Regions from separate parts of the Homo sapiens genome. Here region 2 is linked to region 1. A link is an interaction called in ENCODE POLR2A ChIA-PET data of the cell type or tissue named here. Cell type or tissue: GM12878. All regions are shown on one strand. Links, peaks and the distances in the headings refer to the core of each region. The heading gives the core; the rest is flanking DNA.

Evidence for each region. Peaks named below come from ENCODE experiments on the same cell type or tissue, not always from the same donor. Only the 100,000 strongest peaks of a DNase experiment are listed, where the experiment ranks them.
Region 2: POLR2A ChIA-PET joins it to region 1 with 8 read pairs; 3 of 35 experiments call an interaction of 5 or more read pairs at or near these places.

The regions. Positions count from the first base shown.
Region 1 is chr22:30,391,084-30,406,596 of GRCh38, reverse strand. It overlaps SEC14L2 (SEC14 like lipid binding 2), which reads right to left and starts at 9,579. Exons shown (of 12, transcript NM_012429.5): 1 at 9,427-9,579; 2 at 6,879-6,954; 3 at 212-255. The coding sequence starts at 9,480. RefSeq lists enhancers at 3,805-4,305, 4,306-4,806, 14,904-15,093 and silencers at 9,187-9,246, 9,267-9,336. In GM12878, for the core only: no CTCF peak of the experiment used is centred there; no DNase peak of the experiment used is centred there.
Region 2 is chr22:30,071,585-30,087,097 of GRCh38, reverse strand. It overlaps HORMAD2 (HORMA domain containing 2), which reads right to left and starts at 6,634. Exons shown (of 11, transcript NM_152510.4): 1 at 6,607-6,634. HORMAD2-AS1 (HORMAD2 and MTMR3 antisense RNA 1) reads left to right here and starts at 6,841. Exons shown (of 5, transcript NR_110541.2): 1 at 6,841-6,970. RefSeq lists enhancers at 6,564-6,643, 6,481-7,178, 8,353-8,432 and silencers at 6,984-7,033, 8,483-8,602. In GM12878, for the core only: no CTCF peak of the experiment used is centred there; DNase peaks (open chromatin) are centred at 8,107 and 8,597; H3K4me3 peaks cover 721 bases; H3K27ac peaks cover 765 bases.

The DNA of each region.
Region 1 (15,513 bases), core at 1,484-5,483:
AACAGATTATCATTCTTGGCTGGCCCAGAGCTATGAAAGCCTGTGTTGCCAGGGAAGGGAATGCAATTTGTCCCAGAGGGATAAGGCAACAGTGGTCGGCTAATACTCAAAGCCAAAAGCTGTGATTGGGATGGGAGGTGCGGCAAAAGAAGTCCACGCAAGGAGTGATTCTGATGGGGAGGAACTGAAGCAACAGCCAAATGTGTCTCACCTTCCGGAGCATGGCCTCCGACTTCTGCAGGTCGAAGCTTCTGGCTGTAACAGGGAAACAGTTCTGGTCAGGGTTAGGTTAGCAGGACTGGGTGTCCAAGGATGGGGAGATTCCCATATTCCCATGATAGGGCCAGTTCCTCTCAGTCATCTCTCCAGCTAACCCTCAGACCATCCTACAAGCAGAAGCTAACATGAGAGCCTTTACTGAGAACTTCTGGGGCACCACAGGCCCCAGGTTTGCGAGGAGAGCAGGTCAAAGTTCAGGGCAGCTGGGGGCAGCTATTGTAACTTCAGGGTCAAGAGAGCTTTACTCCAGTGGTTATAATCAACTTAAAGGTCTTCCGTCCTCTCAGTGAAAATGAACCCCGGATCCTCTTATCATTTGGCCTTCCCCCTTGCACAAAGTTTATCTCCTCCACAGTCTCACATCCAATCCTGAGACCTTGACACCACAGTTCAAAGATGAACATACCAGCCTGGGCAATACAGTGAGACCTCGTCTCTCCAAAAAAACAAAACAAAACAAAACAAAAAAACTAATTAGCTACAGGTGGTGGCATGCACCTCTAGTCCCAGCTACTTGGGAGGCTGAGGTGGGAGGATTGCTGGAGCCTAGGAGGTGAAGGTTGCAGTGAGCTGAGATCTCGCTACTATACTCCAGCCTGGGTGACACAGCGAGATCCCATCCCAAGAAAAACAAAAAACAAAGATGAATATAGCTGCCCCTGTAATCTGTGGCAGAGCTGGCAGAACATCCCAGTGGGATAGAGGGGTTGATGAGCCTCCACCCAACCTTGTCATGTCCTCAAAGGGCCCACACATTCCCTAAAGCCACACAAAGGGCCTGCCTCCCAGGGCTCCTGACAAGTTTCAGAATTCAGTTTCACCTGGGTCACCTCTTTATGCATGATGCCCCAAAAGTTGTCCTGCTCAAGCTTGAACACAAAGACCTCACTGACCCCCAAGGCCACTTGCTCCCAGGTAATCATAGCTGCAATTTGCACTCAGCTGATTGATACTGAGTTGAGATTCATTTCAGAGACACTCAGAGAGTAGGATTGCCTCCTTAGCCTCATGACAACACTTCCAAGACTGGAAAATTCTGTGCTTTCACTCTGCATCTCCCCTACCATCGTGCTGCCCATCCTTAGAGACTTTACGAAGCCCCACAGCTTGGTCTGAAGTCCATGCAAATAACTTCCCTTTGAGTGTTTTCCAATTTTCCAGAGCCCCCTCAGAGTGTGCTCTAAGAGCCACGCAGAGCCCCAAGTGTTGTCTAAGAACTCTCTTTTTCTTTTCTTTTCTTTTTTTTTTTGAGACAATTTCGCTCTTGTCATCCAGGCTGGAGTGTAATGGTGCAATCTCAGCTCACTGCAACCTCTGCCTCCCGGGTTCAAGCAATTCTCCTGCCTCAGCCTCCTGAGTAGCTGGGATTACAGGCACACGCCACCACACCTGGCTAATTTTTGTATTTTTAGTAGAGATGGGGTTTCACCATGTTGGCCAGGCTGGTCTCAAACTTCTGACTTCAGGTGATCCACCCGCCTGGGCCTCCCAAAGTGCTGGGATTACAGGCATGAGACATTGTGCCCAGCCTAAGAACTTTCTTGGCAACAGGCAACACCCTTAACTCAGGTGGAGCTTATAGGCACTGAAACCCCCCAAATCCTTTTCACCTGTGCCACTGCTAAGCCTCCATTGCATACATGGAGAGGAGAGACCTTAGATCCTTCCCTATCAAATTTCCTCTTGTTACAGTCAACTTCAGTCCATCCTTCAAAGAGTTTTGAGATCCAGATTCAGATCAATTTTGCCATCTGACCTATGAACTGTCCCTCCCAGTTGTATGTCCTCTGTGGATTTGGCATCTAGATTTGCTGACAGTTGTGGAACCTGGGCCAGACAGGCTGCCCTCTGGACTGTCACCGGTCCCTTAACCATCGCTCTCTGGGAGTGCCGAGCACATTCCCTGACTCTGCCGTTATGAAAATCAGTCCCTTCTCCTGGGCCCATAGGCTCCCTCAAGAGATTTGAACAATGCCACACCCATCACAGGTGCCGGACACGTCCTGGCAGAACTGAATCCCACCCTTTTTTGTGTGCTGCCATGGCAGCATGGGACAGCTTTTAGAGGAATATCTTCTGGGTTTGCATCCCAGCTCTTCATTTCTCTGCTTGACCTTGGACAAGATACTGTACATCTCTGACCAAATCATCTGATAAGATAGAAACACTTGGAAGATGCAAGGCACTGTCCTCTCATGGTGGGGGAGTTGGGCCATGAAAATGAGAATCTTCCATAGGAAGGACACCACTATTGTGAGAAGAACCCTTATCTTCTTTTTTTTTTTTTCTTTTTTTTTTTTTTTTTTTTGAGACGGAGTCTCGCTCTGTCGCCCAGGCCGGACTGCGGACTGCAGTGGCGCAATCTCAGCTCACTGCAAGCTCCGCTTCCCGGGTTCACGCCATTCTCCTGCCTCAGCCTCCCGAGTAGCTGGGACTACAGGCGCCCGCCACCGCACCCGGCTAATTTTTTGTATTTTTAGTAGAGACGGGGTTTCACCTTGTTAGCCAGGATGGTCTCGATCTCCTGACCTCATGATCCACCTGCCTCGGCCTCCCAAAGTGCTGGGATTACAGGCGTGAGCCACCGCGCCCAGCCAGAACCCTTATCTTCTTAGGGAACAGGAGTGGTGGCGAACTGTGAGCCCCTTATCTTGGGGAGGCTCTCCAGTTAACCCTTATCTGCCAAGGCCCAACATCCAGCATCTTCTGTGAGGGCTCTCCCAGAGTTGCCACCTGCTCTTGGCAGTACCACACCTGAGGCCTCCCCATGCCTGCTTGAGGCCTCTCCAGGCTCCTGCTGCCCTGGTCAGGGGCAACTCAAAGCATGGCTTGGGGCACTGCAAGAACCCAGCTCAGGAGCAGCTGTCTGGGTGGTGGTGGTTCATTCATTCCCTAGACCTGTAAAATGCAGAGACTCAGACCCGCTCTGCCTCCCTCCCAGGGCTTCCACCACTTCCTTGTTTTATCCTGCTCTCTGATCCTTCTTGCTGGGGTGCCCAGAACTCAGCCTCAGTCAGGGGGAAGCAGAGGAGACTTGCGGACCTGCTCTCCATGCCTGGAAGCCAGCAGAAAACTGAAGCCCTCAGTGGAGAAAGGGAGGGAGAGGAGCCCCAAGCACACACCTGGGTTAGGGACAGACATTCTGCCCGTGTGTGACTTTTATGAAAGGTCTTTGTCAGATTGAAGGAGAGAAAGAGAAAAGGCTGTTTTTTTGTTTGTTTTGTTTTGTTTTATTTTCTTTGAGACAGAATCTTGCTCTGTCGCCCAGGTTGGAATGCAGTGGTGCGATATAGCTCACTATAGTCTCAAACTACTGGATTAAGTGACTTCCCACCTCGGCCTACCGAGTAGCTGGGACTACAGGTGCACGCCACCACACCCAGCTAATTTTTTTTTTTTTAAGTAGAGGCAGGGTCTTGCTATATTGCCCAGGCTGGTCTTGAATTCCTGGGCTTAGGTGATCCTCCCACCTTGGCCTCCCAAAGTGCTGGGATTACAGGCATGAACCACCATGCCAGGCCTTGGTTTTTTGTTGTTTTTTGGGTTTTGGGTTTTTTTTAGGGACAAAAAAAAAAAACCCAATTGAGATTCATATTAGGTTCTGACCAGGCCTGAGCTCCTGCCCAGGAAATGTGAGGCACAAATGAAATGCAGAGGAGACACTTCCTCTGTTGTAAGAGGCTGAGCTTGGCTTTAAGGAGCAGGGGTGGCTTCCTGGAAAGGATACTGGCCTGGAGTCTGGAGTCCTAGGTTTCTGCCCTGATTCTGCTTCGCATTAACTGTAACTTCAGGTAAGTCCCCTCCCCTCTCTGAGCCTGTTTTCTCATCTGGCAAATGAGAATGACCGACCACATTCTTTGAATGACCGCCACTGTGAGGGGGTAGGGTGTGCCTGAAGTATGAGGCTCCCCAGGAATCAGGAGACCAGCTGCCAGGACCCCTGGCTGGCCCCTGCCTCAGTAAGAGAGCTGTGTTGCTGTTCAGTGGCTCTCAGAAACCATGCTTCTCCCCCAACAGCAGCTCCCTAGTCTGCTGGATCATTTTGCAACTGGCCCTTTAAGAAGGCTACTATCTTCCCACTCTCTCCACCCACCTGCTTCTAGCTGCAGCCCTTTAGCAAATGCTGGGCCAAAATTTCCTCCAGCCTGAACTGATTCCACTGCCGCCCCCACACTACCCCTCCACCATCTCTGGGCGGTGGACTGGGGTAGGGGGATGGTATGGAAGCTTTTTTGGGGAAAGGGGCAAGTGACACTTCCAGAGGCTCCTGGATGGATCTGCCCTCAGATGTTTACAAGCAGCCTCTCAGGAGCGTGCCAGCTCTGTGAAATTTCTGGAAAGAAAAGGAAAATACATCTCTTCATCTGCCCCAAGACTCCTAGGGTGTGCATGTGCATGTCTTTATGTGTCCATAAAGAAATAATAGGGCCAGTCACAGTGGTGTGTACCTGTAGGCCAAGCTACTCGGGAGGCTGAGGTGGGAGGATCACTTGATCCCAGGAGTTTGAGGCCAGCAAGACCCTGTTTCAAAAGTAAAAATAGGCCAAGGCGGATGGATCATGAGGTCAGGAATTCGAGACCAGGCTGGCCAACATAGTGAAACCCCGTCTCTACTAAAGATACAAAAAAAAAAAAAATTAGCCGGGCGTGGTGGCGCATGCCTGTAATCCCAGCTACTTGGGAGGCTGAGGTAGGAGAATTGCTTGAAACTGGGAGGTGGAGGTTGCAGTGAGCCGAGATCGCACCATTGCAGTCCAGCCTGGGCGACAGAGTGAGACTCTGTCTCAAAAAAAATAAAAATAATAAAAATAAAAATATAAAATAAAAATAACAGCCAGGTGTGGTGGCTCACGCCTGTAATCCTAACACTTTGGGAGGCTGAGGTGGGCAGATCACCTGAGGTCAGGAGTTTGAGACCAGCCTGGCCAACATGGTGAAACCCTTAGCCGGTGTGGTGGTGGGAGCCTATAATCCCAGCTACTCAGGAGGCTGAGGCAGAAGAATTGCTTGAACCTGGGAGGTGGAGGTGGCAGTGAGCCGAGACTGCACCATTGCACTCCAGCCTGGGCAACAGAGCAAGACTCCATCTCTAAATAAATAAATAAATAAATAAATAAATAAATAAATAAATCACTTGAGACCAGGAGTTCAAGGCAGCAGTGACCTACGATCATGCCCATTGCCTGGGCAGCAGAGTGAGACCCTGTCTCAAAAAAAGAAATTAAAATTAAAATAATAGGGCATAATTTGTACTTTAATATTTTAGGATATGATTCTATACCACACTTTGGGAGGCCAAGGCAGGCAGATCACTTGAGGCCAGGAGTTCGAGACCAGCCTGGCCAACGTGAAACCTAGGTCTCTACTAAAAAGAAAAAAAAAAAGGTAACCTTCTTTTTTTTTTTTTTTTTTTTTTTTTTTTTGAGACGGAGTCTCCCTCTGTCACCCAGGCTGGAGTGCAGTGGCGAAATGTCAGCTCACTGCAACCTCCACCTCCCGGGTTCAAGCGACCCTCCCACCTCAGCCTCCTGAGTAGCTGGGATTACAGGTGCCCGCCACCATGCCCGGCTAATTTTTGTGTTTTTTAGTAGAGGTGGAGTTTCACCATGTCAGCCAGGCTGGTCTCGAAGTCCTGGCCTCAAGTGATCTGCCCGCCTAGCCTCCCAAACTGCTGGGATTACAGGCGTGAGCCACCGCACCTGGCCATAATGGAATTTTCTTTATTATTTCTATGTCTGTTAATAAAATTTCTATATAGAGGGGAAAAAAAGTGTCAGAAGAATCAGGGAGGGTGGCACATGACCTGAATCACAGGAAAGGAGAGGAGGGGAAGGAATGGAAACATCTCAGGGATTGGGGCACCAGGCTGAATTTGACCCTCATGCCAGTAGAAATGTGTGCATTTCAACACCACATGCAGAGTTCTGTCATGTCACGTCTTGCAGCAGGCAGGTCTTGTCCTGCTCTTCCAGAGGAGGATCCTAGGGAAGTATTTACCCTGAACAAGGCACCACAGCCAGGCTGGGGAAGAGCTGGAACCAGGACCTGGGCTCTAGAGCCTGGTGGTGGTTTGAGGAGACTCTTGTCACTCTAGGTCAGGCTGTGCCCCTCAGGTTCCCCATGCACTCTGCCCCTCCCTCAAGTTGCCTAAACTGTGGTCTGCAGGGACCTGCCATCACACTAGGGCATAGCAGGGGCCAGGACTCTGGTTCTACACTTGGCTCTGCCTCCGACCCCCCACATGGCTGGGGCCTTTCTCACTTTTTCTTCAGCCAATTTCCCCAACTCCATCAGCAGAGCAGATTTCTTGAGTAGATGGAAAAGGCTGTGGGCCAAGGGTCAGCCGACCTGGACTCTCCCCTTTTCTCTGCCTGCAGTTCGCTCACTGTGTGGCTTGGAACAAGTCACTTGACCTCTCTGAGCCTCAGTGTCTTTATCCACTAGGAGGGTTGAGCTTATGTCATTGCCAAGGGCCCTTTGGCGCTAAAGGTTGGACACTCTAGATGCCTCAATTGCCAAGGGCAGGGTTTTCAGAGGGTGCTATTCTGTTGCCCAGAACAAGCCCCTGCCCCAGCCTCCCGCAGCCCCTCTTCCCTCACCTCGGAGCCAACGCAGGAGAAAATAGTCATCTGGATTCGGCAGGGCCGGCAGCACATCCTGGACATTCTCCCGAAACTGTAGGGAGAGGCATCGGGGTGAGTGGTAGGGCCCGCCCTGACTGCTGCCCTCTGCCTAGGACTCTCCACTGAGATCTTTGCTGGACGCCTCTTTCTTTGTTTCTTTTTTTTTTTTTTTTTTTTTTTTGAGATAGAGTCTCGCACTCTCGCCCAGGCTGGAGTGCGGTGGGCGATCTCCACTCCCTGTAAGCTCTGCCTCCCGGGTTCACACCATTCTCCTGACTCAGCCTCCCAAGTAGCTGGGACTACAGGGGCCTGCCAACACGCCTGGCTATTTTTTGTATTTTTAGTAGAGACAGGGTTTCACCGTGTTAGCCAGGGTAGTCTTGATCTCCTGACCTCGTCCTGATCCGCCCATCTCGGTCTAAAGTGCTGGGATTACAGGCATGAACCCCCACGCCCGGCCAACTGGACTTCTCTTTAACATAGTTCAACTCTGCAGACACTCCCTGGGCACTCATGCTGCCTGGAGCACTGTCTTGTCAGGGGGTGCCAGGTTGCAGGGCAGGAAGTGGGAAGGGAGTGAGACACTGCCCCTGCCCCACAACAAGGGCTCCCACACACCAGTCTGCGGGCAGGCAGATGTGTTCCCAGCTAATCGTGATAGTAGGCACTCTGATACGGACTGCAGTAAAAGCTGTCAGTTTACCAAGCATTTCCTGTCGCTCAGCGCTGATCTTGGCACCATAGCTTATTTACTCCTCACTCACAACCCGTAGAAGTATTGTCCCCATTCTACAGATGAAGGAATTAAAGCTCAGAGAGGCTAAGTAACATGCCCAAGGTCAAACAGCTAGTCATTAGCAGAGTTGGGATGCAAACCCGGGTCTGTCTGAGTCCAGAGCACACACTCTTTCCACCATGGTCTTCTGCCCCATGGAAGGATGAGGAGTTTGCTGGGGAGCAGAGGGAAGAAAGAGGTGGTCTCACACGGCTTCCTATAAAACATGGCATTTGTGCTGGGCTTGAAGGACTTCAAAGGCAGCGGGGGAGAGAGGTGGGCAACTCAGGTGGAGGGAACAGTTCCAGTAGGGGAAGCCAGGAAGCGGGAAAGTGCAGGTAGTGCCAAACAAAGGAGGTGGACAGTGACCTCAATGGACAGCCACACCTACCTCCAACCTCTCACTCCCTGGTAGGCGAACAGGCCCCTATATGCCCTCCCTGAGCCTCCTGCTCCCAGCCATTCACCTTTCCCTGACCACTGACCTAGAGGGCAGTCCCAGAGGACACTAATGAGGACTGGCCACCTCTGCCCCTTGCCTAGGTCAGCCAGGGACTCAGACCATCCCACCCCACAAAGCAGCTCCCAGTGCACCAGGGAAACTGCTCCTCCAAACTGCAGGCATGAAGCTACCCCTCTCCAAGGACCCTAACCAGCCCCTGGTCTCCAGTTTAATCACCACCTAATCCCTTCTCTGCCTGACCTCTCCTGCGAGTCAGCAGTAAAATCTGAAGCCTCCCTGTCCAGCCTTCCTGGGATGGGGGAGGCCCAGCCTGGGACAGAGGCTTTATGGAGCTGGTGCCTCCCCACTGCTGCCAGTGGCAGGATACATCTGCCCCCCGCCCCACCTTTCCCAGCCATGGAAAACTCCCCAGCTGTGGAGCCTCCAAATCTTGGGGCCAGACCCTATCGGCTCTTGCCCAGAGAAGAGCCGACCTCCTCACTCCCCAGGGGTGACAGATAAGAGATTTAGTTCGTGAAGAGGAAGGTCCCGCCCTCAAACTGTTGCCCCCTCCTTGTCACAGATGCCAAGGCAAAGCCAGGCTCACCTTCTTGCCTTCTGAGGAGCATAAACCTTAAGTCCTGAACCAGGCAGGGGTCTGGGATGCAAGATAGGGGACGGCTGGTCTCAGCTCAAACTAACACCAACCCAGTGCCTCATGGGGGGAGCCTGGAATTCACACACGGAGGTGTTCCCTTCAACATCATCTGGTCCAACCTCCTCATTCCATGGCATCGAGGAGCAAAGAGAAGGGCAGGGTTTTGCCCAAGGTCGCACAGCGGCTTGGTGCCGGGGCAGGAGCTATCCAAGTCTCCCAAGGAGCTATCCAGAGCCCTTTCCATCGTGCCACTGACCCTACAAGAAGAAAGCCTCCCGGAAATGGGAGGAAACTTGGGCCCCTGCCCCTGCCCCTGCCCCAGGGCCCGGCTGCCAGTCCCGAGGATGAATGTTGCCTTTGTGCCCTCAGCGGCCTCCGGGGACTCACAAGCAACCACTTGTCCCCAGGTGGCACCGCCACGGCTGCTCAGAGCTTGGGCGGGGGGTGGCCAAACTTCCTGGGACCTCGAGGGTGGCAAAGGGAGGAAGGAGCCATCCGCGGGCGCGGGCCAGGCTGGGACAGCCGCCTCTGTTCCCTCCGCCGCCCGCCACGGACCCTCGGCCCCCACCCAGCCCCGTCCCTTCTCGCTGCCGCAGGAGGGCGAGGGCCACAGCCCGAGGCGGGAGCCCGGGCCAGGGCTACAGCTCACCTTGGCCAATGCCTCCTTCTGCCTGGGGCTCAGATCGCCGACTCTGCCGCTCATCGTGGCTCAACCGCGGGGATGGGGTTTGGGGGCGGGAGGCGGCGGGTGCGGCAGCTGATGGAGCACAGACTCGTCCTCGCCGCCACCCGGAGTAAAGTCCCAGCCTTTTGCCCGGGCCGCGGAGCTGGCAGCCAAGCCCCGCCTCTTAAAGGATCCCGAGAGGCGGAGTAGGGAGCGATGCGCTGGGGCGCGGAAGGCTCTGACACGGGCCCCCTCCGCCCTCCTGAAGTCAGAGACCCAGGCAGGAGGCGAGCAAGTGTGCCCACTGGGACTGAGGCCAGTGGGCATCAGAAGGGCAGGGAGTCTCAGTTTTAGTTCCAAATTTATCCTTACCTCATTGTGTGACCTTGGAAGAGACACCTGAGCTCTCTGGGCCTCTGAACAAGGAGGGATTGAAAGGTGCTATCTAATGAGCTCTTCTAACCAGGCTCGCATAGTGCAGGACAGCACAGCATCCTGCACACAGGGATTGTTTTTGCATTGTTTTTTTTTTGAAACGGAGACTCGCTCTGTCACCCAGGCTGGAGTGCAGTGTCACGACCTCGGCTCACTGCAACCTTCGCCTCCCGGGTTCAAGCTATTCTCCTGCCTCGGCCTCCCGAGTAGCTGGGATTACAGGTGCACGCCACCATGCCAAGCTAATTTTTGTATTTTTAGTACAGATGGGGTTTCACCATGTTGGCCAGGCGGGTGTCGAACTCCTGACCTCAAGTGATCCGCCTCGGCCTCTCAAAGTGCTAGGATTACAAATGTGAGCCACGGTGCCCAGCCTACAGGGATTATTAATAAATGTATCCTGAATGAATGAATGAATGTAAGAACTGCTCCAATAGAGACACAGATCCCGGGGCTGGCAGAACCCTGAGAGGGAGAGAGAAACATAGATCATTCAGGGATCATGCAACTTACCTCGTTTAACAGCTAGGGAAACTGAGGCCCAGATAAGGCATGGCTTGCCCAAAGTTGTTAGTGGCATGACATATGTGGAGTGCCCACTGCCTGGCACATGGAAAGTGCTCAGCTGTGCCCTCCCCTTATGGCCTGGAATTAATGCAGAGCTAGGTCCAGGAGTCTGTGGGCATCTCGTCTCCCAGAGCCATACTTCTGCCCCCTCAACACTCAAGTCTCTGGGAGAGACAAAGCAGAATGTCCCCAGTCTCTCTCCTTACCTGGAGGCAAAGGCACCAGGCCTGTTAAAGACATTTAAGGACTTTGCTCTGCCCTTGGTGTGGCCCCCTCCATAGACGCCTGCTGCAGGGTGCAGAGTGAGGGTTGAGGCCCCCAACGCCCACCTCTACAGAGAGTTTTCAGGCAGTTCTGCCCTAGTTAGGCTCGCTGGCTTCTGGCCTGGGGCAGGACAGGGCTGCCTTCCTTACTGGATACATGGCTAAGATCTTTATATAAGACCCTTCCAGGGCCAGGATATTCTTTCCAGGCTAGAGCCTACTCAAAGGAAACTATTATAGAAGAACAGCATCTTGGCCGGGCGCGGTGGCTCACACCTATAATCCCAGCACTTTGGGAGGCCAAGGCAGGCAGATCACCTGAGGTCAGGAGTTTGAGACTAGCCTGGCCAACATGGTGAAACCCCGTCTCTACTAAAAATACAAACATTAGCTAGGCGTGGTGGTGTGCATCTGTAGTCCCAGCTACTCAGGAGGCTGAGGTGGGAGAATTGCTTGAACCTGGGAGGCAGAGGATGCAGCGAGCTGAGATCACACCATTGTACTCCAGTCTGGGGCGACAGAGCAAGACTCCCTCTAAAAAAAAAAAACAAACAAACAAAAAATAAAAACAAGAAGCACAGCCTCTTATATTGGTTCAGCAACTTAGAGCTCACAAGGTACCTTCAGATCTAGCTTGTCACTTAAGTGTGGGACAATCCTCTAAGGTAGGCAGGTCAGGTGACTTATTGAGGAGCCTGAGGGAGAGGTGGTCATAGGTGGGCACGTGCAGAGTTGGGACTTAAACCCAAGTTTGTGGTTTCTAGGCCGTATGCTCCCAGGCCAAGGTGTGGACGGGCCTGGGAACTGCCTGCGAAAGTTACCCACGAAAGTACAAGATCACCTTCACCCAGCAGGATACAGCCCTCCCCGCATCTGAAGTTACCCAAATAAAAGCCTCGGTAAAGAACCCTTCCCCAGGCCTGCCCTTCCCAGGTTCAACAGCTGCCTCTTTCTTCTTCCTCCACTGAGACTTAACCTACTTCTGGCCCACCATAAAACAGCTAGTTAATTTGATCATATAAATCCTAAATAGGCCCAGGCTCGGTTGCTCACACCCGTAATCCCAGCACTTCGGGAGGCTGAAGTGGGTGAATCACCTGAGGTCAGGAGTTCAAGACCAGCCTGGCCAACATGGTGAACCTCGTATCTACTAAACATACCAAAAAAAAAAAAATTAGCCAGGCATGGTGGCACACACCTGTAGTCCCAGCTACTTGGGAGCCTGAGGCAGGAGAATCGCTTGAACCCAGGAGGTGGAGGCTGCAGTGACCCAAGATGGCACCATTGCATTCCAGCCTGGGCGACAAAGCAAGGCTCTGTCTCAAAAAAAAAAAAAAAAAAAAAAAAAACCTAGCCAGGCACAGTGGCTCACGCCTGTAATCCCAGCACTTTGGGAGGCTGAGGCGGGTGGATTACCTGAGTTCAGGAGTTTGAGACCAGCCTGGCCAACATGGTGAAACTAAAAATACAAAAATTAGCCGGGCATGGTGGCGGGCGCCTGTAAACCCAGCTACTTGGGAGGGTGAGGCAGGAGAATCGCTTGAACCCAGGAGGCAGAGGTTGCAGTGAGCCGAGATCACGTCACTGCAGTCCAGCCTGGGCAACAGGAGAGAAACTCGGTCTAAAAAAAAAAAAAAAAAAAAACAAGCAAACAAACAAAAACACATAAATAAATAATCTGGTGAAGTCCTGGAGCTGGCTAACAAGAGAGAGTCCCTCCTTCCCATCCCCACTTTTTCTCCATCCCCTAATCCCTGCCCTACAGTTCTTCCTCCCTGCTAGGTATGTTGCACCCCTGCTCAAGAATCTTCAATGGCTCCCCGGTTCCTTCCTGAGTTGACTCAATCCCACTGATCTGCATTTGAGGCCTACCCCCACCCCAGCCCAGCATTCCTTGTGGCACCAACGGCCACTTGCCCTCTCCACACACTTCATTTCAATCTGAGAAGCTTCCCACTGTCCCTTAGACACACCTCTGCCCTCCTGCCTCTGTGAGAGCTGCTGCTGTGTCCTGTATCCTCCTGCCAGGTCTTCCCCAGCCCTCAAGACTCTGATCAAATACTGTTTCCAGGAGCTTCTCCCTGAGCTACCCAATGCAACACGACCTCTGCCAACCAGAAGTCCCCTTTCCTGGCCTTGATGTGGACTATTTTGCATTGTAGTGGCAACTCTCAGGGAATAGCATGGCCCAACAGGAAGAACCAGGCCTCCTGGGTCAGGCAGGCTGGAGGGGAGAACCTTCTGTGATGGGTGTGTTGCTCTGGGTATATCTTGCTGGGGACTTTGCTTAGGGGAACATAGAGTGTGAACAACTTAAAGAAGGCTGGTGGCACGCAGAGATCTAGAAGCGTTGGGATGGCAGTCCTAGCGTTGACAGAGCCCTGTGCTTCAGATTCTTCTGGGGGGCAGCTCTGGGCACAGGAAGGAGCACTGGACCGGGAGTCTGGTGTGTGGGCTGGAGACCATGTTCTTGCTTAATGTGCTGCCGTGACTATTCCACAAGACGCATATTTGGGGGTCTCCTCAGGGCTGCTGGCCGTGCCCTCTAGACCTTGGTTGTTTCCTCACTAAAATGAGGGCACTGGCCTTGAGATCAGAGGCCTCCTGCGTGCCCTGGCCTCAGAATCTGTGGTGCCAGGGGGAAGGGGGTGGCACAGAGATTGGCATTGTGATTTGAGAGTTGGAAAGAACAGTCTTTTAAACTCTTCACAAATATTTGTGGAACACTCTACTTCCACGGGGCCAGGGCAGCGCGAACTCTCTGGAAAACCCTTGTGCCTGCGGGCAGCCATGCAGAAAAGCCCTGGCCCCAACCTCCTCCCCTCCTCCCAGCCCAGCCCTGTGGGGCTTGCAGCTGCCTCAAGTCACCTGCCTCCTCTGGGTGTCTGTGATCTGGGGAGAGAACTAATCCCGCCACTGTGAGAATTCCAAGTGAAATAATGGCTGGGGAAGTGGTGGGCGCACACAGGTGAGGGATTATTATTCTATCATGTTGCTTCTGAAGGCACAACAGAGAGTGAGAAACTAAGCCTGTCTGGCTCCTCCCCCGAGCCCCACTTCCTCCTCACTTCTGCAGTCCAGCCTGGCTTTGCAAAGAAACAAAATCCTCTCCCCACCCCACTTCCCACACTCGAACCCCTGATTAAGTCCCTTACCTTCCTGGGTATCACTGTCTAATCCCTAAGCCCTTTCTCACCAGTCTCCAGTTGTCTCCAAGAGCCAAATCCCTTTAGAATGAGGTGGCCCAGATAGCTGTGAGCACAGAGGCTGGGGGCAGGGAGCTGGGACCTCAGGAGTCCCCCAGAGGGGAGGGGAGGGCCGGAGGGGTGCTGGGGCCCCTGCTATGGCTCTGGCACTAGCTGGCAGGAGCCTGGGGACTTCGCTTGGGAAGGATGGGTTGCCATTTCCACCCCAAATAGAGCTAAAATAGAGTCCAGATTCGGTAGGCAAGCTTGTTCCCACACCAGTGACCTCTCAGAGCAGAATGGCATAGGAGTGGGCCCACCAACTCTGGAACCAGACTACCTAGGTTTGGGTCCGGGTTCTATAACCTAGCAAAGTTACTTGACCTCTGCCTCAATTTCTCATCTGTAAAATGGCAGTGATAATCTTACTACCTCATGTGATTGGAATGAGATTAAATGAGCGAATTCATGAAAAAAACGTTGAAGAGTACCTGGAACACTGTAAAGCTATTGGCTGTTTTTTTAAATTTTTTGTGGGTTTCTTTTTGTAGAGATGGGGGTCTCACTATGTTGCCCAGGCTGGTCTTGAACTCTTGGCCTCAACTGATCCTCCCACTGTGGCCTCCCAAACTGCTGGGATTGCAGGCATGACCCACTGTACCCAGCTGGTATCAGCTGTTTTCACTTGCATTCTCTGTTTCTTCTCTTGAATATTCTTGCCATTCAGGTGCCAGCCCACACACCACCTCTTAGAGAGGTCTCCCTTCCCTGGTAATGAGGTTGAAGTGGCCTCTGGCCCCCAGCCCCTCTCTGAGGCTATTTTATCTCATTCCTGTGGCACCTACCGTGGCCTGAAATGATCTTGCTTGTGTATGTGGTTATGGTTTTCTCTCTGTTCTCAAGGGCAGAAGCCATTGCTGGTCACGGTCACTGCTCCATGCCCAGTGCCTAGCACCGAGAAGTCCTTTGATATCCATTTGTGGGCATGACGCTCACCCTGTCCCTGAGAGCTGGACCCAAGGAAGGAGCAGGACCCCCTCTACTTTACAGCCCATGCCACAGTTAAGCTGCGGCTACTTTGCATCTGCCCTGTGTGATCTTGAGTGAGTCATCGACCCTCTGAGCATCTGGGTGAGTGGAGGGAGGTGGCAGATGGAACTAGGCAATCAAGGGACACTTTAAGATCTTCTAAGACAACTTGTTTTATGTGCTGGGCCTCATGTCCATAAGGTAAAGGAATCTTAGGGACCTCCATGTTCTAAAAATACCACCACCTCAGGCCTAGCCGTCCCTGTGGCCACTGGGCCAGAAGCCCCCACTGATGGTGACACATTTCCATGAGTTAGGCATTGTCTGCTTCAAGGCCCTTTTTGTACAAAACAAAGTCACTGGGCCCCATGTGGCCACATTCCCCAGGGACCAGCCTGCCACCTGGTGGCAGCTTGATTACATTGGCCTCTTCCTCATAGGTGGGGCCCAGGTTCATGCTCACTGGAATAGACACATATTCTAGATGTGGATTTGCCTTCCCTGCCCTTCATCCTTCTGCCAGCACCACCATCTGTGTACTCACGGAATGCCTTTTTTTTGGCATTTGCACAGCCTGGTGTGTGACCAAATAA
Region 2 (15,513 bases), core at 5,890-9,889, 320 kb after region 1:
CCTGAGGTCAGGAGTTCAAGACCAGCCTGACCAACATGGAGAAACCCCATCTCTACTGAAAATACAAAATTAGCTGGGCGTGGTGGCACATGCTTGACCAACATGGAGAAACCCCATCTCTACTAAAAATACAAAATTAGCTGGGCGTAGTGGCACATGCCTGTAATCCCAGCTACTTGGGAGGCTGAGGCAGGAGAATCGCTTGAACCCAGTAGATGGAGGTTGCAGTGAGCCAAGATCACGCCATTGCATTCCAGCCTGGGCAACAAGAGTGAAACCCTGTCCCCCTGCACATACATATATATATATATATCTCAAATGTGTCCAACTCCTCACTTTAGCCAGGTTGTTGTCATCTCTACTTTAAATCAACCAGTCTCATCTTTTGCCTGTACTGCTGCAACCACCAATTTCCTGTCACTGGTATTCTCCTTCTCCAGTCTGTTCTGTATATTGCAGCCAGAGTTTTTAAATTACAAACTCGACTATGCATTTTCCCAGATTGAAATACTTCAATGGCTCCCCACTACTCTCAGGATAAAATCTAAAACTCTTACCATGGCTTCAAGATTTGACTCATGCCTCCCTAGCCTCAGCTCTATTTTCCCTTATACTTTTATTTACCAGCTATTCTTACCTTCTTTACCCCAAAGGACTATATTCCTTCTAGCTCTCAGGATTTTGCAATATTCCTTCTGCCTGAAACATCCTCCTCCATTCCCAATTCCTACTCATCTCATAGATATGGTGTATTAGTCCATTCTTGCATTGCTATAAAGAACTACCTAAGACTGGGTAATTTATAAAGAAAGGGGTTTAAATGACTTACAGTTATGCAGGCTACACAGGAAGCATAGCTGGGGAGACCTCAGGAAACTTACAACCATGGCAGAAGGGGAAGGAGAAGGAGGCATGTTTTACACGGCCAGAGAAGGAGGAAGAGAGGGAAAGGGGAGGTGCTACACACTTTTAAACAACCAGATCTCATGAGAACTCATAATTACAAGAACAGCAAGTGGGAAATCTACCCCCATGATCCAGTCAACCCCCACCAGGGCCCTCCTCCAACACTGGGGATTACAATTTGACATGAGATTTGGGTGGAGACATAAATCCAAACCATATCATATGGCTTAGTAAAATTTCCTTAAGGGATGACTTCCTAATTCCCACTACCACTATTACGAAGTCTGGGTTATGTGCCCTTTGCAATATATACTGTACCATAGTTGTCTTTAAGTATCCCCTGACCTACTGTGAGCTAACATGAGAGCAAAATTGTGTCTAGCTGTTGTGTCAGTCTAGCTCATTCTTTATATTTTAAAGTTTTATTTATTTATTTATTGAAAAGGACTCTCACTGTGTCACCCAGGTGAAGTGCAGTGGTATAATATCAGCTTACTGCAACCTCTGTTTCCAGGGTTCAAGCCATTCTCCTGCCTCAGCGTCCTGAGTAGCTGGGATTACAGGTGTGTGCCACCACATCCAGCTAATTTTTGTATTTTTAGTAGAGATGGGGTTTAGCCATGTTGGCCAGGCTGGTCTAGAACCCCTGACCTCAAGTGATCTGCCCACTTTGGCCTCCCAAAGTGCTGGGATTACAGGCATGAGCCACTGCACCCAGCCTTTAAAGTTTTTTTAATAGGTATAATTCAGTGGGTTTTAGTATATTCACAAAATTCTGCAACCATCTGTTTAATATAGTATAAACCATCAATTTAGTGTATTCACAAAATAATGCAAACACTATCAATTCCAGAACATTTTCATCACCCCTAAAAGAAATCCCATGCCTATTAGCAGTCACTCCTATTCTCTCCTTTCCCCAGCCGCTGGAAACCACTAACCTACCTTTCATCTTTATGAAATTGCCTATTCTGAACATTACATATAAATGAAACCATACAATATGTGATCTTTTGTGTCTTGTTTAGCTCATTTTTTTTTTTTTTGAGACGGAGTCTGGCTCTGTTGCCCAGGCTGGAGTGCAGTGGCGCAATCTCGGCTCACTGCAAGACCCACCTCCCGGGTTCATGCCACCCTCCTGCCTCAGCCTCCCGAGTAGCTGGGACTACAGGCGACTGCCACCATGCTTGGCTAATTTTTTCGTATTTTTAGTAGAGACGGGGTTTCACCATGTTAGCGACGATGGTCTCGAACTCCTGACCTCATGATCCGCCCGCCTCGGCCTCCCAAATTGCTGGGATTACAGGCGTGAGCCACCACGCCTGGCCGTTTAGCTCATTCTTGAACTCTCAGCATCATCACAGTACTGGAACTAAATAGGTACTCAATAAATATTTGCTGAGGCTGGGCATGGTGGCTCACACCTGTAATCTCAGTATTTTGGGAGGTCACGGTGGGATGGATCACTTGAGGTCAGCAGTTCAAGACCAGCCTGGCCAACATGGTGAAGCCCTGTCTCTACTTTAAAAATAAATAAATAAGTAAAAAATAAAAAAAATTAAAAACCTAACTTAACTAACTAAATATTTGCTGAGTCAACAGAGAAGAACTATAGGAACAAGGAATAATTAAGAGTCTAGAAAAATACCACAAAATTTTAAAGGTAGAAGAAACTTTAAATATCATTGCTATGGTTTGAATGTGTATCCCAAAGTTCATATTTTGGAAGCTTAATCCTCAATGCAAGTGTTGAGAGTTGGGGCCTTTAAGAGGTGATTAGGTGCCTTCATGAATGGATTAATATTGTTACCCCAGGAGCAGGTTCATTATCAGGAGAGTGGATTTGTTATAAAAGCAAGTTTGGCACACTCACTCTCTCTCTCCTTGCTCTCTCTGTCTTACCAGGTGATGCCTTCCTCCATGTTATGACACAGCAAGAAGGTCCTTACAAGATGCATATCCTTGTTCTTGGACTTCCCAGCCTCCAGAATCATAAGCCAATACATGTCTGCTCTTTTTAGTTACCCAGCCTCAGGTATTGTTACAGCAGTACAAACTGGACTAAGACAGTAATTTAGTCCAAATATCTAATTTTCTAGATGGGGAATTCAAAATCTAGACTTACCCGGGATTAGTCAGCCACTCAGTAACAGAACTGAGACTAAAACTCAACAAGTCTGGCTCACAATTTAAAAGTTTTTCCAGACTGACTCTCCAAAATGAAATTCTCCTTTGCTTTCATTCTATCTAATATGATGTACTACCAGGGCCTCCTTAGTTCTTCGGCTTGCCTACTTATTTCTAAACATGGGAGGGTCTCTTTCTAGTGTTCTAGCATGAGCTTGCTTCAGGAAGGCAAAAAGATCTAAATTATTTTTTCAAAAAACATGGTGAAACTTCGTCTCTACTAAAACTGGGCATGGTGGTGGGTGCCTGTAATCCCAGCTACTTGAGAGGCTGAGGCAGGAGAATTGCTTGAACCCGGGAGGTGGAGGTTGCAGTGAGCCGAGATTGCACCATTGCACTCCAGCCTGGGCAACAAGAGTGAAACTCCGTCTCAAAAAAAAAGCCAGACTCCTTTCAGCCTCTAATTATTCTGTTGCTACTGTTTTCCCTTTGAGCAGGTGTTTTGTGGAGGTCTTCTATTTAAGTACAAACCCTGCTTAATTTTAAAAGCTCACAAGTTCACAGGAGGTATGACTCTAGAGAGCATGCATTCTCAGAGAATAGGTCTGATTTTTTCTATGTGTTATCCCTTTGTTCAGGCTCATTATCTAAAAACCTAGAAGAGATTTCATAACTATGGATTTTAAGAACTGAAAGCTAACTTTGCAATGTCATTCTCTTATATATTTGTTTGCAAATTAGATCCACACATATTTGAAACTTCACAGTTCATCAATACCATTCCCTCTTCTGTTTTTGAGACAAGGTCTTACTCTGTTTACCCAGGCAGGAATGCAGTGGCGCAATCTTGGCTCACTGCAACCTCGACCTCCTGGGCTCAAGTGATCCTCCCACCTCAGCCTCCTAAGTAGCTAGTACTAGAGGCCATGTGCCACCACACTCAGCAAATTTTATTTTTGGTAGAGATGAGGTCTCACTATGTTACCCAGGCTGGTTTTGAACTTCTGGGCTCAAGCAATACTCCTTTCTTAGCCTCCCAAAGTGCTGGGATTATAAGTGTGAGCCACTGCAACTGACCCTCACTCTTACATTTGATATGTCTACTTTGTGACAAGGATTATGATCTTCTTGAGAAAGAGGCAATATTTCTATGCTCTTTCTGGTAAAGATTCACTCTAGGCTTACCTCTTGACCTATATCTCAATTGCCCTATTTTTTTTGTTGTTGTGTATTCATTTTCTTTTCTTTTCTTTTCTTTTTTTTTTTTTTGAGACAGAGTAAAGTGCGGTGGCATGATCTGTCACCTAGGCTGGCATAATCACAGCTCATTGCAACCTCAAACTTCTGGGCTCAAGTGATCCTCCTATCTCAGCCTTCCAAGTAGCTGAGACTATATGCATGCACCACCATGCCCTGCTAATTTTTAAAAATTTTTTATTTTTGTAGAGTTGGGCGGGCGGGTGGAGGGGGAGGTCTCACTATGTTGCCCAGACTGGCCTCGAACTCTTGGCCTCTCAAAGTTTTGGGATTACACATATGAGACACCACACCACGCCTTCAATTGCCCTATTTTATATGGTGGCACAATTACTTCCTATTTTACCCCTACTATGTGTGAGTCCAAGATTCACATAAAGATTAGCCAGCTGCTGTTTAGTTTACTAAGGCCTAAACCACTTTTTTAACCATTCCAAGTGAAGCAAAAGCCAAAGTTTTATTACATTTTCCCAAATATAATCATAGTTGATTTATGAAGGCTCTCTACCCATCTTTCTCAATCTTCAAAAACCGTTTTTTACAAGAAAATCCCTTTTCTATCAGGTGAACACTATCCAATAGCTGGATTCTGAAATGTAACTATATTACCTTCCTTACACATGCATGTTGTTAAGAATGGCTTTACTCAAAAGAAGTGTACGTTAACATAAATGGGTTCAATAGATTCCTAAAGCTGGAAGGGAGCACAGACATCTTCCAACCCCTTTGATTTAAAGAAGATCCAATTCTGTGGAGGAAGAATCTTTTTTTCAGCAAATGATGCTGAAACAAAAGGACATCTGGAGGGTGGGGGGAAGAACAGAGAATTAAAAGAAACTTAACCTAAATCTCACACTGTATACAAATATTAATGCAAAATGGATCATGGATTTAAACCTAAACATAAAACTATAAAGAAAAGGGGCCAGGTGCAGTGGCTCACACCTGTAATCCCAGCACTCTGGGAGGCCGAGGTGGGAGGATCACGAGGTCAAGAGATCGAGACTATCCTGGCCAACATGGTGAAACCCTGTCTCTACTAAAAATAAAAAAAAATAAAAAAATTTAGCTGGGCGTGGTGGTGCACACCTGTAGTCCCAGCTACATGGGAGGCTGAGGCAGGGGAATCGCTTGAACCCGAGAGGTGGAGGTTGCAGTGAGCTGAGATTGCGTCACTGCACTCCAGCCTGGCACAGAGCTCGACTCCATCTCACAAAAAAAAAAGAAAAAAGAAAAGGAAAGTGAGGCTAAGCAAGGGAACTTGGTTTGCCAAAGTTCGCCCAATTACTTAGACCTTCCAACAGAGCTTGCTTCAATAAATTATTCACCATTTTAACAAATTCCATTTGGCCCTGGTAATTCCCCTACCTGTGCTCATTCAGAGAAAATGGCTTCCACTATATTAATTGAGTATTTGTTCATGCTCTTTTGACTTTTTAATATCTTTTTCATGCTATTTCAATTATTCATTCATTCAACATCTACGAGGCAACTACAATGTGCCAGGCAACAACATGCAGGATTACGAGATGTAAAATACTGTTCCTACCTCAACAGATTGATGGTCCAATGGAGGAGAAATTAGATTATGATCCTGCTGAGATTAAAAACCCCTTTAGGGGCCAGAACCACCCCTCATTTCTACCAGCTGAGTACACGATGTACTGCACAGCCTGTCCAGTGCCCTGCGTACTCGGACACATTTTGGCGATTGGCTAATCCTGAGGTTCAAGACTCTCTCCCTCTGTTTAGGGAACTAAAGTCCATAGGGATTAATTGGCAAATCCTCACTAAAGTGAAAGGGGAGCTGAGGTCAAGGGGGGCGGGGTGTCTTGTCCCCACCTCTCTCACCTCTTGGCCTGTACCAGGCATCGATCCTGGCAGAAAACCTCAATGGCTGGGGAGAATCTGACCCAGGTAAGATAAACTTCCCCAAAGCTCCACCACACACGGCCCCCTCCAATGTCGGGCACAGACATCGTCTGCCCTGCCAGCCTCATCATGGCTCATTATGGCTGCTGCTTGCTCAGCAAGTTTGATTTCATGTCCAGAAAAATCTGAATTTCAAAACTACCTGGGTGCTCTCTGTCCAGTTCTGGGGGAAATCGCCTCCCTTTTGCCTTCCTCCTCAGCCCCCTGCCCTCCCGATTCTCTTCACAGTACTTTAGGCCCTCACGAAATATGATACTTTCAAATCCAACTTAAAGCCTTAAGTAATAAGAAAAGAAAAAAAAATTGTTTTTTGACATAAAGACAGAACTAACAACGCCCGAGTGCCCTCTCTGGGCCGAGACCTCGCGTCTCAACAGCCCTCACCTCAGCTCGTCGACGCTTCCCTCCCACCGGGGGTCAACGGCCTTTTCCGGCCCAAACCCGCTCCTCGGCTCATGAATAGTCAACGAGGCCTTTCTGGGCGGGACCAGAGGTTTCCTCATGAATAATTCATGACCCGTCCACGGCTAGCCTGGGCGACCGGCCTCGCTAGACTTCATGAATATGCAAAGCAGGGGCGAACGGCGGCTAGCCGGCCCCTAGCCCGCCCGGCCCCTCAGCAGCCGCCTCTCAGCCACGGGCTGCACACTGACCCGACGCGACCTTCGGTCAGGGGCCGCCAGCCTGGGCCACCTATACAACGACAGCCTGCTCCGGGGCTTCCTGAGGAGGTGCCTGCCCCGCCGAGGTTAGGACCCGAGGGACCGTGGGGCTCGGGCGGGCCAGGACGCCAGGCCGGCGGGTCCCAGAGAGGTCTGAGGCGGGCGCGGGGCGGCGTAGGGGAGGGAAGCGAGAGCCTGGGGGGCCCAGGGACCCGAGTTAGAAGAAGGCCCGAGAAGTGCGGCGCGGTGGCTCCACCTGGGATCCCAGCACTCTGGGAGGCTGAGGCGGGCGCGTCACTTGAGGTCAGGAATTCGAGACCAGCCTGGCCAACATGTTGAAAACCCGTCTCTACAAAAAATACAAAAATTAGCTGGGCGTGGTGGCGCGCGCCTGTAGTCCCAGCTACTTGGGAAGCTGAGGCACGAGAATCGCTTGAGCCCAGGAGGCTGAGGTTGCAGTGAGCCGAGATTCCGCCATTGCACTCCAGCCTGGGCGACAGAGCGAGACTCCGTCTCAAAAAAATTTTAAAAAGTACAAAAATTAGCTGGGCCACCTGACGTGCGCCTGTAGTCCCAGCTGCTCGGGAGGCTGAGGTAGGAGGATCGCTTGAGCCGGGGAGTTTGAGGTTGCAGTGAGCCAAGATCGTACCATTGCACTCCAGCCTGGGCAACAGAGGGAGACCCTGTCTCAAAAATAAAAAAAAAGAAAAGAAAGAAAAAAGACATAAGGCCAGAAGGCCAGAGCTTTCCAATACTTGAGGGCATCTGCAACCTCTTCATCCCTACCCTGGACCTGACTTTGCATTCTTTTTAACATTAATTTGTAATTATGCAAATAAAACATAAATATATTCTCCTTTGTGCCCTACCCCTAATCTCAGTTTTTTCTGCCCTGGTAACTGTGGGAGCAGTTGGGGGTGTGGCTCCTTGGATCGTTTCTCACCTGTTTAGGTAGATATTTCGTATCCTGTGGTGCTTTCCAAAGGCTCCTGGAGTCCCATGAACCTCCCCAAGGGGATTTCCCAAGAGAGTAGATGAAAGAGTGAGCCACTTGAAACCTGTTCTTATTTTGTTTCTGCAGGAAAGAAAAAAAAAACTATTCAAGTTGGCGAGAACATGAGTTTAGAACATAATGACTAAAACTGAAATTTGGGCTGAAATATTCTTTTAGTGCAAGTTTTCTCAACCTTCTCCCCACCCCCACCATCATAACAACCAAAAATTTCTCTAGACTTTGCCAAATGTCCCATGGGGTGTGCAAAATTGCCCTCTGTTGAGAACTACTGCGTTCACCCTATACTTTCCGGAAGTAACTGCTTTTTAAGCTCCAACCACACAGATGGTTTGTCTGCACCAGCCCTTCTCAGCCTCCGCATTTACCAGCCTCTCTGGCTGGATCACTAGGCCCTCTGTGCTGGCTGTTCTAATTTTCTTCTGCCTTCAGATCTGAGCTCAGTCAACTGCTACCATATCCAAAGACTTACCCCTCTCTGCCCTATACTATTGGCAGTCTACCCCACCAGCAAACACAGTTATTCGTTATTCTGTTTCTTTCATAGAATTTCTCTCAATCTAATTTTTTTTTTTTTTTTTTTTTTTTTTTTTTGTGAGACAGAGTCTTGCTCTGTCACCCAGGCTGGAGTGCAGTGGCGTGATATTGGCTCGCTGCCACCTCCACCTCCCAGGCTCAAGTGATTCTCCTGCCTCAGCCACCTAAGTAGCTGGGGTTACAGGCATGCATCACCATGCCCGGCTGATTTTTGTATTTTTAGTAGAGATGGGGTTTCACCATGTTGGCCAGGCTGGTCTTGAACTCCTGACCTCAAGCAATCCACCCACCTCAGCCTCCCAAAGTGCTAGGATTACAGGCTTGAGCCCCCAAGCCCAGCCATGGACTTCATTTCTTTGATAACCTGTTTTGTTTTTTTCTCTCTATCACCTGGAATAAGTAAGTAAGTGTCATCAGAGGCCTGATCTGGCGGAGTCGCCCCAGGATGCCCAGTGCTGGCACACACAGTAGGCACTCAATAGACATTGGTGGACTGAAATTATAAATTACCCTGTTTTCCTCCGAAGAGCTTCTGTGGAGTTTCTCTTACTTCTTTCCTTCCTCACCATTTGGCAGGCTCCTTGTGACCAAAGGAATGGATTAATAAGCCCCTGTGCCTGGCCCCTGTGCTAGGAGCTGTTGGGTAAAGCCTTCATCTTTACCGCTGGCTTAACTCCTTGAGGTCAAGAGCTGTTATTTTTACTTCTTTTATTATGTTCATTGAAGGTATTCAAATAGATACCTGAATTAACTGTTCCTCAGTGAACATTGAAGGTATTCAAATAGTTGAATGAATGAATCGGTTACTTAAGGAACAACATTAGATAATTAAACATTGACAGTGTTACAGGGGGCTTTAGAAATACTCCAAGTCTAGTCCTTTACTTTACAGATGAGAATATAAGTAATTTGCTCAAGGTCCCTAAGCTTCTTAAGAGGCCGGGTCACATGTACAACCCATGGTCTCATACCTCTTATTTTGAGACTCTTTCTTGTCTCCAGTCAGGCTAGTTTCTGATTACTTTTCTGTGAACCTGACTTACAACTCAGACACAGAAGTCCCAAGCCAAATACTCGCTTCTTGTCAACTAAAAAGGCTTTGAGCCTGTGCTTTTTCATCTTGATTAAATACAGCCCTGGGGATAATGGCCTAATGAACTCAAAAGTGCTATATGATATTCAAACAACTTCCCAGCTTCCTTTGTACCTTTCAGTGATAAGAGACTGGGAATTGTCCCTGTCAAAGCATTTTGTTTGTTTTGCAAGTAGAAAATGTGCATTGTGGCAGAACTTGATCAGTTTAGAAATTTCCAAATAACCAGAATTTTGACAAAGGTAAAAAGTCTCCAGCTGAAGTTTTGCCAAACCCCAGTAGTAAAATAACACATGACACAGGTGAAAATAGAGGAGGGAATCTTATTTGAGATGACTTTCATTGGCTAAATTTGACCTTTCTCTCTTTAGACACATTTACATCACCTGACTCTGTACCTGAAACAGTTGTCAGTCACCAATCAGTCTCTAGTTTGAGCTTTGTTTTTTGAGGGCTAAGGACCATTTTTCGTTGTTAGTTAAAAAGAATTCAGGGTTTCTTTCTTGTTCTTCTTGATCATTTCATATAGGCAGCACCTGGTTAGGGGAGTCTTGGCGTCATGCTTTCAGTTTTTAGACCTTTATAGTTTATTCCGAGGCATCTGACAGTGCACTGTGTCACCAGAAGCAGAGCTATCTTTTTTTTTTTTGAGATGGAGTCTCACTCTCTCGCCCAGGCTGGAGTGCAGTGGTGCAATCCCGGCTCACTGCAACCCTCCGCCTCCCGGGTTCAAGCTATTCTCCTGCCTTAGCCTTCTGAGTAGCTGGGATTACAGGCATGCGCCACCACACCCAGCTAATTTTTGTATTTTTGGTAGAGACGGGGTCTCACCATGTTGGCCAGGCTTCTCTCGAACTCCTGACCTCAAGTGATCTGCCCACCTCAGCCTCGCAAAGTGCTGGGTTTACAGGCGTGAGCCACTGCGCCTGGCCAGCAGAGCTATCTTTTGCCTACCTAAAATGATCGGAACTCTGCTCATCAAGTTCAGTTTAACCTTGGAAATCCTCCCCCAAAAAATGGTTCATTGGAGGGTTATCAAAATAGAAATATTGAATATAAAATATCTTCCCAGGAGGATATTTCCCATTAGATGTGTCTCCCTCTTCAGTGTACACAATCGTGATACCAAATATAGAGAAAAAGAGATTGGGATGGAGGGAGCAGCTAAGTAGGAAGGGTAGTTTCTTTATTTGTTTTCAACATTTATTGGAACTCTGAAAAGCATAATGTCCAGTTATGAAGTTGACACCACCACATTCATTCATCAAGCATTTATTTTGTACCTACCATTAATAAAGCACTCTACCTTGCACTGCGGGGATCACAGAGGTAATGACTTGGTCCCCAAACTATGGAATTCTACAGTTTAGTGAGAGAGGGAGATCTGTGATACTAATGGAGGTATAAAGTATATGATAGAATGTAGAGAAGGAAGCTACACATTCTGAATTGGGAATCAAGACAGCTTTACAAAAGAGGTGACATTTTTAGGAGGAGAGCATGTGTATATCATTTTCTTTACTTGTTCTTTGGCAATGGTTAGAATACCTCAAACCAATAAAAGCAGACATTTTGCCCACCACTTTAGAATGAGGAGAGAAAAGGAGGTGTAAGATCCTTTCTTTCCACTCCTGGCAGCAACATGCTTCTGAAAGCTAAATGTTGCTTTTGCAATTCCAAGTGTCTCACTTACGATTAAGAGAAAAGCTGAGTAGAGAGAGTCCTCCCTCATCTTTGTCCCCTTCCTCAGTAAGGTTAAGTTAAATGTGGCTTTTTCTTTTCAGCTGCCTTATTTTAAGCGCTCATTTCTATGTCGGGATGTCTTTTTATTCTGGTTTCCATTGGAGCATGCAGTAGCCATCTGATTGCAGGGAGTGGTCACTGGTGCTTATAAATGTATTTATGAACGTGACTCTGAAATCCTAGAATTTTAAGCATCACCGAGAAAAGAGAAGCAAAATGATTTAGAGAACTGTAGTTTTGATTCAAGCCTTTGCGTGTGAACTGGCTATATTGCTAGCTTATTTGGGGTATTTTGTAGAAAGAAAGGCAAAGGTAAAGAGTTGCCAACCGAGCTGTAGCTTCTGAACTTTATCCATCCTTTGGCAGCCAAGGAGAAAGCAGTCAATATGAAATAAGTCCCCAACTATAAGGTCTAAACATAATTCCTGCTGCTTCTGCCCACATAGTGTCATCCTACAAAATATAATTCCATGTGTAGGTGGCAATTTATTATGGCCGTCATCCTCACTCAGAGCTGCATATCAATTTCTGCCTCCTTCAAATGAATCTGTTCTGACTGGCAGAAGGATCTCCATGAGGGTTGTGAGTTTTTGGGGAAAGCCTAGGGTTTAATGAACTAGAACAGGAAATGACAGGGGCTGTAAGTGTAAAGCTGCTGCTTGCTTGAGTGCCTAGACTAAGAAATGATGTCAAGAAAGATATTGAATTCTCAAGCATTATGGAAATGTTCTATTTAGCTACTTGATTCTGTCTTCTGAATGTGAAGTTTCGTTGACGTGTAAAATGATGTTATTCCCCTTAATGATTATCACTTAATAGAAGTTTCAAATGAAATCGACTTTAAACTAGTTTTCCATGATTGCTACTTGGTACATCTGCACAGAGATCTAGATGAGGTGATGTACAAAATGCTCCACACTATTGACAGCCTATAATTTGAGGCCCTTTATTTTCTACACTTCTTGGCGCTTGGAAAATGACGGTTACCTAAAACATGGTTTAGAATTCCTATACGACCATATTGCAGGCTCAGCCCCATGAGGGGCTTGTTTTTCTTCCCTTAGTTGATATAACTTCGTGATAAGTTAAATTTGTAAATACTGATGATCTCTGATTGCGAAGGTCCCAAATTTAAGATCAGAATACTTATGATCTTTGCATAAACTGAACACAATAACACAAGAAATCTGAGGCAGACTTTTCTTACACCTCTTCTCATTAAACTAACAAAGGCCAATTTCTTCCTGCCAAAAGAAAGGTTAAACAGCTGGAAAGTGTAAGACATCACAGGAAAATTACCTACCTACCTTTAAAAATGGAAGGGAGAAAGAGACTTGGAAGAAGTCCTCCTTTACAGGTTTGCTAGAACTTACATCTAAGGAAACTGTCTTCCTCCCAAAAAGCCAGATTTCTGTGGAAACCATGTTCTTAAACGTGCCAGGGGCAATATTAACCTCAGTCACATTAATGCACAGCACAGAAAGATTTACCGTCTTAAGAGGCATTGGGGGCTGGGTGCAGTGGCTCATGCCTGTAATCCCAGTATTTTGGGAGGGTGTGGAGGGAGGATTGCCTGAGCCCAGGAGTTTGAGACCAGCCTGGGAAACATGGTGAAACCCCGTCTCTATAAAAAATACAAAAATTAGCTGAGCATTGTGGCATGCACCTGTAGTCCCAGCTACTCAGAAGGCTGAGGCAAAAGGATTGATAGAGCCCAGGAGGTTGAGGCTGCAGTGAGCTGTGATTGTGCCACCGCACTGCAGTCTGGGCAACAGAGCAAAACCTTGTCTCTTTAAAAGGAAAAAAAAACCAGTATATTTTATTAAACATATAGATCAAATTCACCACTTTAAAATATACAAATCAGCATATTTTAGTATGCTGATTCACAAAGTTGTGCAACCATCACCACTGTCTAATTCCAGAACACCTGCATCACCCCCAAAAGAAGCCCCATGCTTATTAGCAGTCATTCCCCCATTCCTTCCTCCCCTATTCCTTGTCAACCATTAATCTACTTTCTGTCTCTATGGATTTGTCTACTCTGGATATTTCATATAAACGAAATCATACACTATGGCCTTTTGTATCTGGCTTCTTTCACTTAATAACTAAAGTATAATATTCATTCATGCTGTAGCATGTATTCCTTTTTATGGCTAAAAAGTATCCCATGTTTACCACATTTTGTACATCTATCAGTTGACGGACATTTAGGTTTTCACCCTTTTGCTGTGAAGAATAATACTTCTATGAACATTTATGTAGAAGGTTATGTGTGGATATATGTTTTCATTTTTCTTGGATATATATCTGGGAGCAGAATTGCTGCGTCACATGGTAACTCTATGTTTACCTTTTTGAGAAATGGTCAAACTCTTTCCAAAGCAACTACACTGTTTTACATTCACCAGCAACGTATAAGGGGTTCCAATTTTCCCATATCTTTGCTTCGTCATTTTCCCCTTTTAAAAAAAGTTATAGGTTGGGTGTGGTGGCTCATGCCTGTAATCCCTGCACTTTGTGAGGCCAAGGTTGGTGGATCACCTGAGGTCAGGAGTTTGAGACCAGCCTGGCCAACATGGTGAAACCCTGTCTCTACTAAAAATACAAAAATTAGCCAAGTGTGGTGGTGCACACCTGTAATCCCAGCTACTTGGGAGGCTGAGGCAAGAGAATTGCTTGAACCTGGGAGGCAGAGGTTGCAGTGAGCCCAGATTGTGCTACTGCACTCTAGCCTGGGCAGCAGAGTGAGACTCCATCTCAAAAAAAATTACAGCCATCCTACTGGGTGTGAAATGATATCTCATTGTGGTTTTGATTTGCATTTTCCTAATGACTAATGGTGTTGAACATCTTTTCATTTGCTTCTTGGCCATTTTGAAATCCGAGAAGTATATCTTTTGACTTTTTTCTTTTTCAAGATTGTTTTGGCTATTCTGAGTCCCTTGCATTTCCATTTGAATTTTAGGATCAGCTTGTTACTGCCTGCCAAAAAAGGCAACTGAGATTTTGATAGGGATTACATTGAATCTGTAGATCAATTTGGGGAGCATTGCTATCTGAATAATATTGTTTTTCAATCCACAAATATGGATATCTTCCCATTTATATAGGTTTTCTTTAATTTCTTTCAACAATGTTTATAGTTTTCAGTGTACAAGTCTTACACTTCTTTGGTTAAATTTATTCCTAAGATTTTTATTTTCTTTGATGCTTATATTAGTTTGCTTGGGCTGCAATAACAGAATACCACAAATAGTGTGGCTTAAACAATGGAAGCTGATCTTCTTACAGTTCTAGAGGCTGGAAGTCCAAGATTAAGGTGCCAGCAGAGTTGGTTTTGGGTGAGGCCTCTCTTCCTGGCTTGCAGACTGCCTCCTCCTTGCTGTGTCTTCACATAGTCTTTTCTCTGTGCATATGTGGAGAGAGAGATGTCTTTGATGTCTCTTCCTCTTGTTATAAGGACTCCAGTCCCTTTGGATTAGCACTCCACCCTTATGACCTCATTTAACCTTAATTACCTCCTTAAAGGTCCTGTCTCCAAGTATAGTAACATTGGAGGTTAGGGCTTCAACATATGAATTGGGGTTGGGGAGGGCATAATTCAGTCCTTAACAATGCTATTATACATGGAATTGTTTTCTTAATCTCATTTTGGGATTGTTCATTGCTAGTGTATAGAAAAATAATTGCTTTTCGTATATTAATCTTGCATCCTGTATCCTTGCTGAACTTGTATTAGTTCTCACCAATTTTTTTGTGAATTTTCTATAGACAAGATTTTGTCATCTGCAAATAAAGATAGTTTTAATTCTTCCTTTCTAATCTGGGTGCCGTTTATTTATTTTTCTTGGTTAATTTCCCCGGCTAGAACCTCCAGTACAATATTGAATAGAAGTGGCAAGAGCAGATATCCTTGTCTTATTCCTGATAAGGAATTTTCTTAGGGGAAAGCATTCAGTCTTTCACCAACAAGTATGATGTTAGCTGGGGCTTTTTGTAGATGCCCTTTATCATATTAATGGCTTTCCTTCTAGTCCCAGTTTGTGGAATGTTTTTTATCATAAAAAGATATTGGATTTTGGCCAGGCACAGTGGCTCACACCTGTAATCCCAGCACTTTGGGAGACCAAGACGGGCGGATCACCTGAAGTCAGGAGTTTGAGACCAGCCTGGCCAACATGGTGAAACCCCTTCTCTGCTAAAAATACAAAAATTAGCCAGGTGTGGTGGCAGGCGCC